3 separate regions of the Mus musculus genome follow, and regions 1 and 3 are each linked to region 2. A link is a loop called in an ENCODE intact Hi-C map of the cell type or tissue named here. Cell type or tissue: heart. All regions are shown on one strand.

What was found. Peaks named below come from ENCODE experiments on the same cell type or tissue, not always from the same donor. Only the 100,000 strongest peaks of a DNase experiment are listed, where the experiment ranks them.
Region 1: it touches region 2 in a loop (2.1-fold over the local background); 6 of 42 quality-filtered maps call a loop at or near these places.
Region 3: a loop joins it to region 2, with 4 times the contacts of the local background. A loop is called at or near these places in 3 of 42 quality-filtered maps.

What each region holds. Positions count from the first base shown.
Region 1 is chr11:83,113,884-83,116,383 of GRCm38, forward strand. It overlaps Gm51911 (a long non-coding RNA gene), which reads right to left. Exons shown (of 3, transcript XR_003949745.1): 3 at 844-2,500. Among named protein-coding and RNA genes, the nearest start is that of Slfn1, 1.7 kb to the right of the region's middle. In heart, a CTCF peak has its summit at 1,503 (motif pointing left); no DNase peak of the experiment used is centred here.
Region 2 is chr11:83,062,802-83,065,301 of GRCm38, forward strand. It overlaps Slfn2 (schlafen 2), which reads left to right and starts at 2,311. Exons shown (of 2, transcript NM_011408.1): 1 at 2,311-2,500. The coding sequence starts at 2,493. In heart, no CTCF peak of the experiment used is centred here; DNase peaks (open chromatin) are centred at 1,280 and 2,210.
Region 3 is chr11:83,196,022-83,198,521 of GRCm38, forward strand. All of the region lies in intron 1 of Slfn3 (schlafen 3), which reads left to right. Among named protein-coding and RNA genes, the nearest start is that of Slfn3, 5.9 kb to the left of the region's middle. In heart, no CTCF peak of the experiment used is centred here; no DNase peak of the experiment used is centred here.

The DNA of each region.
Region 1 (2,500 bases), 51 kb after region 2:
AGCCTCTAGAACTAATAAATAAATAAAATCTCTGAAGGTTTTCATTTATTAAATGCATTTATTTATGTGTGTTTGTTTGTTTGTGTGTGATTTGTGTATATGTGTGTGACTTTCTTCAAGACATGGTCTAGAATTTCCTTCAGTGTGTTCCAGATTGTTGGTTTGTATTGAGGGACTGTTTAAGATTTGCCTGTTAAGAAAAATCAGGCTTCATAAAAATGCTCTGCAATAGTGTTGAAAACTTCTTGTAGGTAAAAACAAACAAGCAAACAAGCAAACAAAAAACCAAAACACTACCTTCGTTGCATCTGGGAAAAGATGATTATTCTACATGTAAGCCTCACTTGGCTACTTGTAGTACAAAGCCTTAGAGTAGATATGTTGCTAACTCTCAGTAAAATCACACTGTGATGTTTGGACGGTGGCCTGCTGCCTCAGTATCATCCTGACAATGAGAAGAACCAGATCACTTAGCTAAAATGAGCCTCCTAGGGCTTATGGAAGATGCCAATGATAGCCACAAGGAACAGAGTTCTGAGTATCCTGTCATGAGTCTTCATGAGCGGTACCATTCAGGTGGCTACTCAGGGCACCCATACAAGATGCAAGATGGGAATGGAATGCTGATGACTTAGCCTGGAACATTCTGGTCAGTGCCCTTCCTCAGGATTTCCAGAGCCAAAGTATGCTGCTCTACCTGGCGGTGCAGGGCTGGCTTCCCTCCATGGTCTCCTAGATGTTTCAACCCAAGTTTAAGGTTTATATATGAATACTCCTCTATGCTGGCCCATTTGTGCAATAATGTTCACGATTTCACTCTGGTGACTTCTAGGAGGTCACTTGGTTTTCCTTCTAACCTTCAGACCTGTATCACTCTCCAGTAAGGAATACTCCCTGTGGTGATGTTATTCAAGGGCCTCACAGGATTCTCCAGTCTGGCCCTGGATACTCAGATCTTGAACTTATAAGATCAAGCACCACACCTTAATCTGCATAACTGGAATGCTGCCTATGGAGCTAGATGCTGCTGCTGCTACTGTCAAGATGCCCGATGTCCACAGAGATGTCTGATGACCTCAGTGGCTCAGCAGGTTCCCAACAAGCCTTTAGTGGCATGAAAGAGCATAATCATCATAACCAACTCATTTTGGGTGTACAATCACCCCCAAAGTTTGCCAGTCAATCACCCACTCCCCCTCCTCTCAAGGATCTCCGGGATAGCGCTGTTGTCTTCTCTGACCAATGCTTTCTAAGATGAAGAGGTGATCCTTCTGGCATCTGATACACAGCTCCTGCTGTTGAGTAGACAGAACTGGAGGATCTGGAATATTCATGTTTGCTTGTGTTTAAATTGTTTTTAGCCAACACATAAAATAGTGTACTGGTTACAGCTTCCCACACAATGCCATTGTACTGACAGTCACCTCCCCTTTTTCCTCCCCTCTTCTTCCTCTTCTCTTCTGATGGTTACCTTACTCATCCCACAGTCGCCCTCTGGTGTCCATGAATATACGTGTATATACAGATCTGGATTTTGCAAATTAGAGAAACATGCAATATTTGTCATTTGTGGCTACTCCAGCTTCTCTCATTTCTTTTTCCTCCTCCCTTTAGATACCTTCTTCAAGCAACAGTGTGAAATTCCATAGAGGTGAGATGCTAGGCATATTTGCATTTCCAGGTCATTTTCTTCAGCACAGTGAGTGTTTCCTCTTCACTTCTGTTTTCATTCCTGGAAAGGACATGATTTCACTTTTCTTTACATCTGAATGGCATTTCACTATGCATGTATGAGTATGCATATACCACATAAGTAAAGCATTCATACCAGTATATATTTTGCAACATCTGAGATTCTACTGAAACTTCAAGGATTCTAGAAAATGAGAAATTCTGATGAGTCAAGTGTTGTAAGGTCCAAAACTTGCAATGATGTCCAATAGGTGTGCAAGGGCACTGGATACAAGTTTGTGTTGGCAGATCAAGTTTAGGTTCGAGGTCTTAGGCACCATTTCCTTCTGAGGTCCCAGAAGCTCAGGAACATAAGAGTGGCGGGAAAGTCCAGAAGATAACAGAATGAATGTGGCATTGTCCTAACAACAGTATGTCACAAAAGATCCAAACCCAACTGCAACAAATTAACATTCATACTTATAGGTGTTAAGGTGGGGTAGGAAGTAGGGCATCTTGTTACTGATCCATTTCCCTTGAACTGGGGTGTCTTGAGTAAGGGTGCTGGAGTCACCCCCAGTCTCCACACCTGCCTGAGGCTGATGGTGGAGAGGCACCCACAGCTGGGTTTCTGAGGGACCTCTGCTGCTCCCTTGCCTCCTCGCTCCTATCACTTTTCCCAGGCTTGTCCTTTCTGCTCACTCCCTTCATTTTCTCTCCTCTCAACTCTACAGCCTTGTCTTTCTTCTCATAGCTGGCTTTTTGGATCTAAAATGCACTGAGCCAGGGAAACTTATATTACCAAAATTATCAAAAGAGAGGGCACAAA
Region 2 (2,500 bases):
GAGGAGGAGGAGAGCAAAAATGGGGGCAGGGTATGCCAGGTAGGGACTGAGGGATGCTGGGAGGACATGGGGGCCAGGTCTGCTTTGATATGTAAAAAAATGTACCTCAGTCCCCTGTCCCAGGGTCCAAACCCACTCTCCTCACAAGCTTTTTAGACTTCCTTTGGATTTCTGGGGACTCTAAAGGTGGATCCATGGAGATTCAGATTCGATTCTTCACAGAGAACTTTACTTTTGAAGCAGTGTAACCTGACAGTTGTATTTCTGTCACTTCATCTCTGGTTAAATAATATGTCCTTTCTTCTCCCCGTCTCCATCTGCCTCTTCATCCAGTGCAGACATTCCTGGATGGCTTATAAATGTGGTTACCTCATAACTCTGAGCTTGGAGATGACCTCTGATCACCAATTAGGCAGCAAAAACTGACCAGTCAGGAACAACGGGATGGTCACTGAGGTCGGGAGCTGACTGTTCCTGAAGGGAAATTGCATCACATATTTATAAAGTATGAGACCACAGAGAGAGGTGGAGGTTGGTGGCTCCTAGCGTTGTACAATCACATTTTGACACAAGGGGTTGGGCAATGGTGTCTCCATTGCTCTTTTGCTCTGACTTAGGCAGGGCGGGGTGGGGGTGGGGGTTGGTAGGTGGGGCAGTTGTCAGTCATAGGACAGGAGAAAGTATTGGTGATAAATTGGTGATTAGGCCTTATCTGGGCCACCTGGCTTGAAGGTCTTTGACTCCAAGCCCTGGTGGTCAGGCCTTACCCTGGATATTTGACCTGTAACTCAAGATGAGAAGGCAACAAAGGAGCTAGTTCCTGGGAACATAGACTCAGCTGGACCCTGCCAGCCGATGGAGAACTTGTCCCCGAGGTGGCTGGACTCGGAGAGCTGTCTCCTTATAAATGCTCTCCTGGCTGCCTCCTTCCTTAAGCCTGGGCACTGCACTTTGTCCTTGATGGAGAAGTCCCCAGAGTTTGCTGCAGTTCTAATCCCAGACCTTTGGAGTTGAATTCCTTCTCACTGACTTTGGAACTGAACTGGAGCTCGGAGGAGGAGCTCGGAGGAGGAGCTCGGAGGAGGAGGAGGAGGAGGAGGAGGAGGGAGGAGGGAGGAGAGTGAAGAGGGGAGAGAAAGAAGAGAAGACTTCAGGCACACAGAGCATGGGCACTGGACTTTCTCCACCCAGCAGCTGCCTCTGTCCAGATGCTGCTCCTCCCTGGCTCCCCCACTTTCCCTACCCCTGTTCTTTTCTTCCTCATGTCCCTCAAAGCCCTGGTTGTTGGCTTGCCCTGGTCTCTGGCTAGTCTTGTGACATTCCTTAGGAACGGGAGGGTACAGTTCTGAGCAAGAGGTTGTGCTTGGGATACTGGAGGAGGGTGACTCATTGGACTCCCCCTAGCAACTTCTTCTTTCACCTCCTGACAAGTACAGAAGGAAAATTTTGTCTTTCTTCATTTTTGGTCTTCTTCATTACTGATGCAAATATTCTCCTTTACGTTTTTGCATGTTTCCATCAACCCACGAGAACTCCAGAAACCTCCTGTACTTTATTTCTTAAATTAGAGATTAAGAAAGAGATTCTAAAGGTCTCTGAGTCAGTTTCCTCAGAGCTGGTCTGGTGGTGACAGGCAATGAAACAGCCCACAGGGAAGAAAGAGCCCTGTTCTGGACCCTTAGGCTGGAGGGACAGTGGAGTTCTGGACCTCTGGAAGGGCAGTCAGTGCTCTTATCCACTGAACCATCTCTCCAGCCCTATTTCTTTTCTTTTCTTATCTTTTCTTTTTTAATATTTATTTTATTGGATATTTTCTTTATTTACATTTCAAATGTTATCCCCTTTCCTGGTCCTGGCCCCGGTCCTTCCTTCCTCCCCCAACTCCCTCTCCCATCCACCCCCAACTCCCTTTCCCTTCCCTCAAGCCCCCTCTCCCACCCCACCCCCCCTCCCCAATCAGTTTCTTAAGGCTGGTTAGGGAGGTGTTACTGTAACAAAGTAGCAAAAGAGGTGTACTGCTTTAGGGTAGCCCTGGGAATCCCATAGAGAGAAGGAATCTGCTGGCAGAGAGGATCCTGCTGTGCCCATCTTAAACCCGGGACTGGAGGGACTCTAAAGGCGTTAACAAGGGCACCTGCTCTTTTGAGCAAATGGACTTTGCTGCTTGGGAATGCCTGAGGCAGATAGAAATCTGACTAGTCAACTGTGAGCTTGTGTTACAGTCTGCCCAATAGAAAAGTGGAGGCAGGGCTTTCACTTCCTGGAGGGTGACAGTTCTGGGATTTCCAGTCTTCCACCAGTCTGTGCAATGCTTTAATGCAGCAAGGAACAAAGAACTCACATGGGCTTAGAGGTGAACACACAACCAGGGCTGCAGTTAGAACTCTTCCAAGTGCCAAAGCCCACCGGCGAAGACATCTGCTGGCCAGGACTTGTTGCAGACAGAGGGTCTTTCTCAGGTGACACTAGCCTGCTTTACCAAGACTGCTGACATGGGTAC
Region 3 (2,500 bases), 130 kb after region 2:
TCCATGAGAGGAAGATCTGAGTGGATTTCCTGTAGCTTATAAGTTTACAAAAGAGACAGATTTGTTACCAACAGGAAGAGCCTTTAAGAAGAGCTTAGGGAAGACAAAACATTTAGAGAGCAGAAGGAGGAAGAAGGGGTTTTTCCTTCTGTCTAGGAAACTTAATATATATAAATTTAGCAAAATGAGAACCAATGTTCAGTTTACATCTGAGAGACAAAGGAAATTTAAACCATGACCTTGTAAACATAGTTGATTATATAGTTGAGCTGGAGAAATACCCTAAGTCTAAAGTTAAAAAGAAATCAAAGGAAACTTACATTTGAGCTTGTGTTTATACAGGTGGATCATATAGTTTAGCAAGAGAAACACCTTAAGTCTATAGTTAAAAGGCAACCAAGGGAAACTTATATTTGAGCATGATAATGTAGATTCATCACCGAGAAATCCTTTAAATTTAGTAAAAAGACAATTAAAGAGAACATAATATTTCATATTGTGGGATGTTTGATTAGGGTTAAGCAAATGTATAAGAACTCTACCGAACAGTGTTAGAACGGTGGCATAGCAAAAAGAGGAAACATGAAGCGTTTACTCACTGGAAACTGAGCTTAGGTAAGAAAGGAACAGGTTATATGTGTGAAAGCTTACATCTGAACTTGTGATCGTTTATCGTAAAGTCTGTAAGAATCTGGCAGTCTTACCTAGTTAAATAATGTACTAATGAGCTAATACAGTGGTAGATTACCTTAGGGTAAGGAGCTAGGTCTGTTTTCTAGCTGTCAAGCTACAGTTACCTTAGCTGTCAATAGAGTCAGAAATCTGAAAATAAAGTATAATCTAGGAGTCATGTATTAATTAAAATGACAGATTTTCATATATGGTCCACTACATAAACAGCTTCCAGGTCCTTGAGGTCTCCATGGCAACTTGGGCAGAGTCAGTTTGGCTTTCAAGCCCAGAACACAAAAACCTTTTTTTCTGTGTAGTTAGATATGTGTGAAATGAGAAATGACCCACCTTGGCTTAGGCAATATGAGGTATTTAATTCTCAGGGTATCCTGTTTGTCCACAGTGTAGACCATGCCCTGGCATCAGGCAAAACAATGGTTATGTTTCTCAGGGGTTATCATACCACAATCCAGGAAGGACTCTTCTTGTTGTGTCCTTTTTTTTTTTTCTTGGAGAACTTAGGGGATAACTATCAGGTTTTGGGAGTCTCTGTCTGTCATAAGTTTAAATATTAATACATTTAGCAGACTTCTGACAAGACTGACAGCAGTATCTATTGAACATATCTCAGTTAGACAACCTGTGCTTGCTTAATTACTTGTTTGACAATGTACTAGCAAATAGAGTATGCTATAACTAAACAGCAGTTAAAAATAATGGTAAACATATATTTATAAAAGGCAGTGATCTTTAACCTCATATTGTTTAAAAATCATTATTTACCAAGGCAGGATAGAACAAAAACCTTATCTTAAGTGACTTTGGCAGGTTGTATCAGTAGATAAAAACACATGAAGAGATGCACAAACAAAGAGACAAATGGCAGTTGTATCTAGTGTGCACTTGGCTTAGTGTCGATGTGGACCAGAACAGAAAGAAATCAGAGAGCTGCCAGCAATGGCTTGAGGTCGTGGCATGGGGACAGAAAGCAAGTGTGTTTGGGCAACTTCAGGCCAGCACCACGAAATGATCTGGTGGGCGCTAAGTCCATGGAAACAGACAAGACACATAGGAGAACCGAGTAGCCCCAGCTCTAGGCTGCAAAGTCTGGGCAACAGGTGCTGATTCCCCGGGGAAAAAACTGAGAATGAAATGGAGAGCATCAGACATAGGAGCTCGGGAGAGGCTGTAGGGATTGGCTCTAGGGATTGGCATTGTAGGAAATAATGTAATGAGAGTAGAAGGCTGTTCACAGGCTCAATCCCACTCCTGATCACCACGGGAGATTTGACTTGTTCCATTTCCAACCAGGGCCAGCTCAGAGAGGGAGATAGGTGCACACTTGTGTGCACCAGGCGGGCCCATGCTGTGGCCAGGGCAGAAGATGCTCATCCTGAAGCCCAAAGACCAGGAGGAGCCACAATAGGCCAGATGGCAAGCACTCCTGAGGGAGACGTCGTCCCCCCCCCCCCCCCCACCTTCCTGCTGCCATTGCCTTCCCATGAGATGGCAGCAGCAACAGCTGCAGTTGAGGCACAGGGCTGTGTATGCAGCACCAATATAATCTACCTGGGCAGGGCTAAAAATGCTTTTCCCCACAGTGGCAGTAGAGCTTGTGCCCCTGTCATGAAAGCTGGACAGCTGGGCAGGGACAGAAGCACCAGGGGGAGGGAGGATTTAGACTTGCTTTTCCCACAGCGAGCCTGGAGCAGAGCAAGTGGCTACTAGTGGCAGGACAAGAGAATGAAGAAGGGAAGGGAAAGGAAAGCCTATGGATCACGAGGTAGAGAGTTGTTTTAAAACTACCAGTTAAGTAGCCATGTAGAGA